2 separate regions of the Homo sapiens genome follow, and region 1 is linked to region 2. Evidence: chromatin loops called from intact Hi-C (ENCODE). Cell type or tissue: lower leg skin. All regions are shown on one strand. Region 1 overlaps FAT3 (FAT atypical cadherin 3). Region 2 overlaps FAT3 (FAT atypical cadherin 3).

Region 1 (5,000 bases), 280 kb before region 2:
TTTTTTCCTCCCTGTTTGACAAATGAAGACACTGACATTTAGACAGTGAGAGATCCTTTGTCTGAATCAGCCAACAAGTGTGATGGAACAAAGTTGCGAACGCAGGTCTGACTGGCATTACAGGCTGTGAGCTGTACCTGGTGCCCCTTTGTCTGTAAGTGAGCAAACCTTTAAGTAATGTATTACTGGGCTCTCTGGTCAACTTTTTTTGACTGTGCCATCAGGGAGACGCACATGTCTCAGGGAGTTTCCTTTGCCTATACTCCACAAGTCTTTGGAGTACATCTAGTTCTCCTTCCAATGACCAGTGAGAAAGACAAGTTTGCTTTCTTTATTTCACAACCTCTTTCCACAACAATTTTTCTCCTTGTTCAAGTTCCAACTCACTTATTCCTGAAATGGGCTCTACTAGCCCCTGGATGTTTTGCCTGCCACTTCAAATTCTATTTCTGCCCCTGTTTCTTGCTCATACTTCGCTGAGCCTCCTTCACTTTTTCAGTGCCTGGAGCAACTTTTGATGGAAAAGTGCTTGTGTTGAACTTGGGCCCCTCTAGGTTGAGCCAAACTCCATCTTGAAGCTATAGTTCCTTTTCAGTAACTGACAGCATCTGTGAAGGCCCTATGAAGGGAATGGGGTTAAAGGGCCTTTGAAGAGGAGAACTGTGGCAGGGCACATAGGATGGAGGAGACAGGAGAGAGTTCTTTCAAAGGAGGTGAGTGCTTGACCAGAGGCTGAGGGCAGGAAGCAAGGGTGTATAAGTGTCTATAAATGTTGTGTTGGGTGTAGAAGGGGGTGTAGTAAGAGGAACAAAAGGCTGAAAAGAAGGCTGAAGGTGGGATGTAGAGCCTGGAATGTGAACATGGCTTTGGACTTTCTTCTTTTTTTCAGCAAAGAGCTGCTGGGACTTGGTGGCAGGGAAGACTTTGCCTTGTATTGTGGCTGGCACAGTCTATCAGTAGATATTCGTTGCATGGCTAGTGGTCAAATCAGTTGTCTTGCAAGGGACGTTGACCAGACTAGAGGTAAATGACTGGAGGCAGCATCACTGAATAGGATATTAGTGTTATTCATTCTTCCCCCTTCTCTATGTCTGTCACTCAAAGGAAACTTGAGATTCACTAAAGGACAATGGCTCTGGAATCATATTTCTATTTGATGTGTTTACACTAAAAGCATTTCATTTATATTTAGGAGAAATAATAGCAAAGACTGTATGGAGTATAGGCAGAGGAAAATCTCTGAGACATGCCTATCTCTCTTCCTCTCTTCCTGTCTTTAGTGTGTCCTGAGACAATAATCAGCAAAATACACTGGACAGCCATGGATTCCTCCAAGTCAGTACTTTGCAAGCTGAGTTATGACCCTATACACGGATCATGCCATGAAGTTAGTCGGTTGCAAAGAGCATTGGAAATGACACATAATAAAATATAAAACAGCTCATTGCATTGCCATCATAAAGGTCAGTTTTGTGACATAAAATATATTTCTTATTGTGAGTCATGAAGAAGTTTGAAAAACAAGGGTGAAAGGAAAAGGATCTCATTACTTTGGAATACTATAAATCTATCTTTAGCTCTGCGTGTAAGGAGATCATGTAATTTATCATCCACGATGTGTTTCTGAGGGAAAGGGCTACCTCTTAATAATTATATCACAACAACTGGTGTAACCACACTGCCTCACGCTAATTAGGAAATATGGTCACTTTGCCTGTTTTAGTCAGGGTTCTCCAGAGAATATGAATATATTCTCAGCATCCGTATCTACCTATATCTGAATCTATGTCTGTAGAGAGAGGGTGGGGAGGGGGATTTAATTTAAAGAATTGGCTCACATGATTGTGGAGCTGGAGAAGCAGGCCAGCAGGCTGGCCAATCAGGTAAGAGTTTATGTTACAGTCTTGAGGATTCCTTCTTCTTTGGGAAACCTCAGTTGTTACTCTTAAGATCTTCAACTGATTAGATAAGGCCCACCTGCATTTTGAAAAACAATCTGCTTTACCCTTAGTCTACTGATTGTAAATATTAATCATGTCTAAAATATACCTTCACAGTAATATCTAGACTAGTGTTTGATCCAACAAGTGGGTCTCATGGCCTAGCCAAATTGTCATATAAAATTAACCATTAAACCATTTAAAGAGGACAAATGGAGGGTGGACACCTACAAAGGTTTTGTTTTGTTTTGTTTTGTTTTTTGCTTTGTTTTGTTTTTTTATTGTCCAAAGGCCTTTGCTGAAGCTGACCCATTCTTCCTGATTGCTTTGGCACTGTTTGCTTTCATTCATAGTAATAGCTATGAACTTGTTAAATATTGCTGTTGTGACCTTGTGGTTTCTTAAAATAATAATTAACAAAAAGGGGTTGATGTCTCACTTTGCTAATTTTGATAGTTTTTGAATTAGATGTGAATTATACCTGCTTATTTTTATTCAAAGCTGTTTTAATATTTTACATAATGTTTTTATGAAATGACTGGAGGAGAATGCTTCAGAATAGCTTGTCTGCCAAGGCTACAGTGGTTCTCCTATGGACCTTGCCACAACAATAACTTTATAATTACTCAACAACTTGCTATTTCTCTTGCTCCAGAATAAACCATGAAGGGTTTGTAAAATGGCCAGAGAATTTGTGAATGCTTTGATTCTTGGGAAGCTGCAAGGACTGACCACTGATCACTATTGCAGTCTAGTAGTAGACTGCAATAGAGTGGCTGCTATATCCCAGCAGAAATTTAATTTTGGCCTTGTGAAGATATTTGAAGAAGGAGGAAGAACTCTGCAAATTTCCATGCTGAAAAATGTCAAAGTGAAACATTTATCACTTCTTTTTTATTGACATGATATTCAACCTGATGTTCACCTCCTTACGTTTTGAATTTTTTTCTAATTTTGGAAGGATTACTTGCTGATTATAGAAACTATAACTTGGAAAACACTGAAGACATATGAAGGAGAATAAATTGAAAATGATGACTATGATCAGATTGTAATGTGATTATTAACTTTTTAGCATTTCCTTCCCCTCTCCTTTCTGTGATTTTTTTTAAGTAACAGAGATTGCATTGATTACATACTTTTATGTCTTGCATTTTTGTCAGGTGACTTAACAACACTTTCCAATGACAATAATCACCCTTTATAAATGTTATGTTTATTGTCTGTACAATATTTCATCATATGGATGTGTCACATTTAACTTGTTTTGAGTTATTTCTTTTTGGAATCTTTGGGTTTTTTTCCATTTCTTTTCCATTGTAGTAAATAATGCTGTAGTGAACAGCTCTGTGAATGAAGCTTTTCTGTTTCTTCAGAGTGATTTTTTAAAAAGGTATTTTTCTGGTCGCTTTTGAATTCTAGGATTATAGCATTTTCAATGGGCCCTACATGCTTTGGGTCCTGAGATTGGTCAGAGAGGGCCCAAAGATCAGCAAACCCTGAAGATCTTCACGGAAGGCTGAGCTACTTGCAAAGTAGCAACAAAAAGCCACTTCCTTTTTCTTATTTTTTTTAATTTTTATACTTAAGTTCTGGGATACACGTACAGAACGTGCAGGTTTGTTACATAGGTATACATGTGCCGTGGTGGTTTGCTGCACCCATCAACCCGTCATCTACATTAGGTATTTTTCCTAATGCTATCCCTCCCCTTGCCCCCACCCCCAACAGGCTCCAGTGTATGATATTCCCCTCTCTGTGCCTAGATGTTCTCATTGTTCAACTCCCACTTATTAGTGAGAACATGTGGTGTTTGGTTTTCTGTTCCTGTGTTAGTTTGCCGAGAATGGTGGTTTCCGACTTTATCTGTGTCCCTGCAAACGACATGAACTCTCTTTTGTATGGCTGCATTGTATTCCATGGTGTATATGTGCTACATTTTCTTTATTTGGTCTATCACTGATGGGCATTTGGGTTGATTCCAAGCCTTTGCTATTGTGAACAGTGCTCCAGTAAACATATGTGTGCATGTGTCTTTATAATAGAATGATTTATAATCCTTTGAGTATATACCTAGCAATGGTATTATTGTATCAAATGGTATTTCTAGTTCTAGATCCTTGAGGAATCACCACACTGTCTTCTACAATGGTTGAACTAATTTACACTCCCACCAACAATGTAAAAGCATTCCTGTTTCTCCACATCCTCTCCAGCATCTGTTGTTTCCTAACTTTTTAATGATCGCCATTCTAACTAGCGTGAGATGGAATCTCATTGTGGTTTTGATTTGGATTTCTCTAATGACCAGTGATGATGACCTTTTTTTCATATGTTTGTTGGCTGCATAAATGTTGTCTTTTGAGAAGTGTCTGTTAATATCCTTTGCCCACTTTTTGTTGGGGTTGTTTTTTTCTTGTAAATTTGTTTAAGTTCCTTGTAGATTCTGGATATTAGCCCTTTGTCAGATGGATAGATTGCAAAAATGTTCTCCAATTATGTAGGTTGCCTGTTCACTCTGATGATAGTTTCTTTTGCTGTGCAGAAGCTCTTAAATTAGACCCCATTTGTCAATTTTGGCATTTGTTGCAATTGTTTTTGGTGTTTTAGTCATGAAGTCTTTGCCCATGCCTATGTCCTGAAAGGTATTGCCTGTATTTTCTTCTAGCGTTTTTATGGTTTTAGGTCTTACTTTTAAATCTTCAATCCATCTTGAGTTAATTTTTGTATAAGGTGTAAGGAAGGGGTCAAGTTTCAGTTTTCTACATATGGCTAGCCAGTTTTCCCAACACCATTTATTAATTAGGGAATCCTTTCCCCATTGCTTGTTTTTGTCAGGTTTGTCAAAGATCAGATGGTTGTAGATATGTGGTGTTATTTCTGAGGCCTCTGTTCTGTTCCGTTGGTCTATATATCTGTTTTGGTACCAGTACCATGCTGTTTTGGTTACTGTAGCCTTGTACTATAGTTTGAAGTCAGGTAGCATGATGCCTCCAGCTTCGTTCTTTTTGCTTAGGGTTGTCTTGGCTATACAGGCTCTTGTTTGGTTCCATATGAAAT
Region 2 (5,000 bases):
TGATGATGGTGGTGATGGTGGTGGTGTGATGGTGGTGGTGATGATGGTAGTGTGATGGTGTTGGTGATGGTGTTGGTGGTGGTGGTGGTGATGGTGGTGGTGGTGATGGTGGTAGTGGTGGTGGTGGTGATGGTGGTGGTGTGATGGTGGTGTGATGGTGGTGGTGGTGTGATAGTGGTGTGATGGTGGTGGTGATGGTGGTGGTGTGATAGTGGTGTTGGTGGTGGTGTGATGGTGTGATGGTGGTGGTGTGATGGTGGTGGTGGTGGTGATGGTGGTGGTGTGATGTGGTGGTGTGATGTGGTGGTGGTGGTGTGATGGTGGTGTGTGATGGTGGTTGGTGGTGTGATGGTGGTGTGATGGTGTAGTGATCGTGGTGGTGTGATGGTGGTGTGATCGTGGTGGTGGTGGTGGTGGTGTGATGGTGTGATGGTGGTGGGTGATGGTGCTGTGATGGTGTGATGGTGGTGGTGATGGTGGTGGTGTGATGGTGTTGGTGTTGGTGGTGGTGTGATGGTGGTGGTGATGGTGGTGGTGTGATGGTGGTAGTGATGGTGGTGGTGTGATGGTGGTGGTGGTGGTGTGATGGTGGTGGTGATGGTGGTGGTTTGATGGTGGTGGTGTGATGGTGGTGATTGTGGTGTGGTGGTTGTGATGGTGATGGTAGTGGCAGTGATGGTGATGGTGGTGGTGGTGGTGGAGGAGATGACAGTTGTGACTATAGTGGTGGCAGTGGTGATGATGGAGATGAGGGTGGTAGTGACGACTGTGATGGTGGAGATGGTGTTAATGGTGGTGGTGGTAGTAATGGTGGCATGCTTATGAGATGGGAGTGAGGTTTACTATTCCTAATTTTACAGAACTGTCCAGGTTAGTATGGGCCCTTAAGAATAATCCTTTCTGAGATCTTCCCACCAGTATAAATTGCAGATGTACCACTTAAATTTCCCTATTATCTGAAGAGTAAATATTGAATCTGATGCAGAAAAACAAACCTTTCAGAGCAAATATTAATTCTCAGAGCTAGTACATTCAAAACAGAGATTACAAGATGCCATGGGTCTGGGTAGGTCAGTAATTCAGAGAAGCAGCATGTGTGGGAGCGGTGGGGATGTGGACGGGGAGGAACAGTGGATTCTACCTGCCCCTTCTCCTAAAAAGGCACTGCCAGCAGCAGGTGTGGAAGCAGGTAGGCCCAGTATCAGCAGGAAGTCTTAATTTGTTTCCCAAAAAAAAAATCACATTTACATTCCACATCTCTCTATATTACATGTTGACAACTCCATCATTTTTTTTAAAACACTGTCAGCCAACGAACCCCTGTTTTGCAACAGTTGATAGAAAGGAAGACTTCTTACTTGCCTCATAATTTGTAATCCTCTCAGAATGAAGTAAGTAATTCACATATTTTGTGGGATGTAATTAGTTTCTTATCTTCCCTTCACCTCATGTCTTTAAAAATGTACCCATCTTTTAAAATGTGCATATAAAAATAAATAAGAAATGAGCCTATGGCTGAGTCTTAAGAGACTCTGTTGACATTGGAAATTACCACATATGAAGACTTGGTTGGGATCTCAGCTGAACATTGTCCGCACAGGCATTTCTATCTGAGCCAAGGAACGGAAGGGTGCTGTGGATCTTTGGGGTACCTCAAGTTGTGTGAGCATGTCATCTGGCAGTAGCTCTTCACTTTTTAACTTTGCTTTTCTGTGCTCCTGGTTGACCTACTCATTAATAAGCTGCAGGCAAACACTTATATATATTGGGAGAGTTGTCTGGAATAAGTCTTTGATTCCATAAATAGCCACCTCTAATTTACCTGTTTGTGAAAGGTTGTGTTTATTTTGTTTCTCCTTAAACCTGAACACTAATTAGTAGAGCAGCGGTAGATGAAACCAGTTCACTTGGATCTAGGGAGGTCCTTCCACCCAGTGGCTCCGCCTGGCAATGGAAATGAGCCAGTTTTGACTGCTCTGCTCACCCATGGTGCACAGGCAGATAATTGCTTTGGGCAGGTCACAGCTTGTTGAGCTGTGCACACAGGCCTTAGGGAGCTGAGACTCTGCTTTGTTTTCACTTGTGGATGGGAACGTGGTGCTATGTTGCTGCTTCCTTTTAGTCTTCTGAGCCAAGCAGCTGTAATAGCCTCAACCTCTGGCTGAGTTCTGGGGGTTGGTGGGAGGGAGCCTATTACCCTGAAGGGTTGGTATTGCACAACTGGCTTCTACCTTCTTGGAGAAGAGGTTAGGAGTTTCCTGCATGGCTCTGAACAATCATGAGAACTCCTGACTGTGAATCCCCCATCCTAGGAGCCCAGACTGGCTTCTTCCCCGTAGTGCAATGATGGTAAATTGACTCTCTGCCCTTTACTTCCATAGCTCCTTTTCCTTCTTTCCTTTGTGTTGCTTTCCTAGTTTATTTTATGACACACACTCTCTGAGCTACAGAATGATCTGTCCAGTCTAATTTTATCGAGGCCTTCAGAAACCACTGAAGCTCATGCCTAATGTCAGATGTGTTTGACCCAGTTGAGGACTTCATATCTGTCTGTGGGAAAATTTAAAATGTAATGACAGCAAGTTTAAAATATGGAATTCAACTCAAGTGCTTCTATTAATAATCAGGAAAAACTACTTTGGCATGCTTCCTGCCTGCAGCAGACAGCTTTGTTCAAATGAGCTGTTGTTTCAAGACCTTTCAAGTGCCTTGCTTTTGTGGCAAATTGGGAGCTACCAACCTCATCTATTTTGTGGCAATACTGGTTTACTGAAATACCAAGAGAGTTGTCAGCGTAAGGATGTAGAACATTGTCATGAAAATAAGTCAGGAGAGCCCTGCACGTCAGAGCCAAGGAAAATAGTTTAGAATCTTGGAACAATACCAGCCTTCAAAATGGGGAAAACCTATAATAAGTTTGGTTGTTTAATTTTTGGGAGTGTAGAACTGTAAGGATGTTACACAATTATTCAATCAAACAGTGAAAAAAATCTCTTATAAGACACTGTCCTAATTGTGATCATCCCTTTACATTTATATCAAACTAATATATTATAAATGTAGATAGAGATGGTTAATGCACAAGATATGGAGACAGACATAGTAACTCACTAGCTGTGTGACCTACAGCCAAATTACTTAATCTAAACCTCCGTCTCTTTACCTATAAAATTGGGACAATAATAATACCTTTATAAGATTTGGTGAGGATATTTACACTGCACATGCATTGCACATGTTAAGTGTTTAATATGTTAGCTATTATAATTAGAAGCTTTAAAATTTTCCCTGTGATTCCTGAAGCAGTCATCTTGTGACAAAATTCAGAACACTTAAGGCCTTGTATTATGCATTGTATTTATAGCTTGGTTCATAGTTGTTGAATATACTTATGATACTTTAATAAGATAGCATCTATGAATGAGCCTACAGAAGTTCCTGGCACATGGTATGCACTCAAAAATATATTAATTTTTTTGGCCCTTTTCTGAAGAAAATCCCAAAAGCTTAGAGATTTATCAGCTTCCGCTGGCCACCATCCACTTAAATAAGCTGTAAACATGTAAGTTGCAATAGCTTATTCTCCTAAGACAGGCTAATGAGTCAACCGTGGGTCTGGCATGGCTATGATGAAGGTCATTAGATCTCTACTATTGGATCCACAGTCTTTCCCTCTGGCTTTCTAAACCAGTATCCAATAGGTAGACCGAGGCACCCAAGCTCCAATAATAGAGCAGTAGCATTTCCAAGCATCCAGGAGCTCCATAAATTAGTCTTACGACTAGGATGGGACAAATAACTAATTTCCCCCGGCCAGCCATGTTCAGGCCTGTCCAGCCTTATCACTAACCCCTAAGCTTTCTCCCGGAATCATAACCCCTTTAAGGTCTTAAATTGTGTTTATTTGTTAATGCAGTCAATGTGTTTAACATTTAGACATCTAATGGGAATTTTTTTATGTTTCATTCAAATGTCAAAACCTCAATCGTGTAGAAATACGAAACTGGATGTGACTGTTTAGGAGATGTTCGATGGAGGTAGCCCACAGCATGGTTAATATTCAGCAGCAGATATCATCATTTGAAAATCATTGCCCTGGGTAGTTTCAAACTCCGCCTCTCCTTTAGGCTATTCTTAGCTTCATTAGCAAGCTGCAAGATGAGCTCCACTGAGATTTCTAATCCTCTGTCTTCCTGGCCCTACCTTTAGTGAAGGTCACCCGTAGGAGGAAGGGTCAGATTACTCCGCTTTGTACCCCAGCACCTAAAACAATGCCAGGGATGTAATAGGCACTTGATGAATGTTGGCTGAGTGGAAGTTTAGGGCTCCAGGTAATCCACAACCCAGGTAATCCATGCTTTGCAGGATATAGTGATATGTACTGTCCAGAGATCCACAAAATATACACTAAGCACACAGAGGAGGCACCTAGGTGGGAAGTTTGAGGAGCCCTTGGGGTGCCAGCTGATATGCAGAACAGGGAAGGGCTTTCTCCCACCGCATCCCAGTCTGTACTGAGGTGGCTTGCCAACCCCAGCTCCTGTTTGGAGCCTAAAAGCAGTTCCTAAATCACATTACCTCCGATCATCCTTGGGAGATCATAAATACATAATTCAGAAGAAAGATCTTAGATTTTTCATGATGTACCCATTATAATTCCTGGCATGCCACTCTAGAGTTTTAAAGATGCTGATAAGTCTTGAAATTAGATGTAGGGCTAAGCTCCAGGCTAACGTATACCTTGCTGTTATGTAATTGAAATAAAATCTACTTTTAGGTGACTACTTTCAAATAAAATAGAAAAATGTCAATATTTTAAAAAATGCATAAGTACTCATTAGTAGCCCTCTTAAGAAGCTTCACAAAGACAAAGCACTTTAAACTAAGCAACCAGTACTACAAAGTAGACTGAGCGATCCAGTGTTCTGACTTTCCCCATATTGAGAGAGGCTTAATTTGTTCTTGCTTTGTTTTTGAATTGAAGGCTATGAAAGCAAATT

Evidence for each region. A loop is a pair of places that touch in the nucleus more often than their neighbours do. Peaks named below come from ENCODE experiments on the same cell type or tissue, not always from the same donor. Only the 100,000 strongest peaks of a DNase experiment are listed, where the experiment ranks them.
Region 1: it touches region 2 in a loop (4-fold over the local background); 1 of 110 quality-filtered maps calls a loop at or near these places.

Annotation. Positions count from the first base shown.
Region 1 is chr11:92,421,884-92,426,883 of GRCh38, forward strand. The region is part of intron 2 of FAT3 (FAT atypical cadherin 3); the gene reads left to right. Among named protein-coding and RNA genes, the nearest start is that of FAT3, 200 kb to the left of the region's middle. In lower leg skin, no CTCF peak of the experiment used is centred here; no DNase peak of the experiment used is centred here.
Region 2 is chr11:92,705,307-92,710,306 of GRCh38, forward strand. The region is part of intron 4 of FAT3 (FAT atypical cadherin 3); the gene reads left to right. Among named protein-coding and RNA genes, the nearest start is that of LINC02746, 210 kb to the right of the region's middle. In lower leg skin, no CTCF peak of the experiment used is centred here; a DNase peak (open chromatin) is centred at 2,008.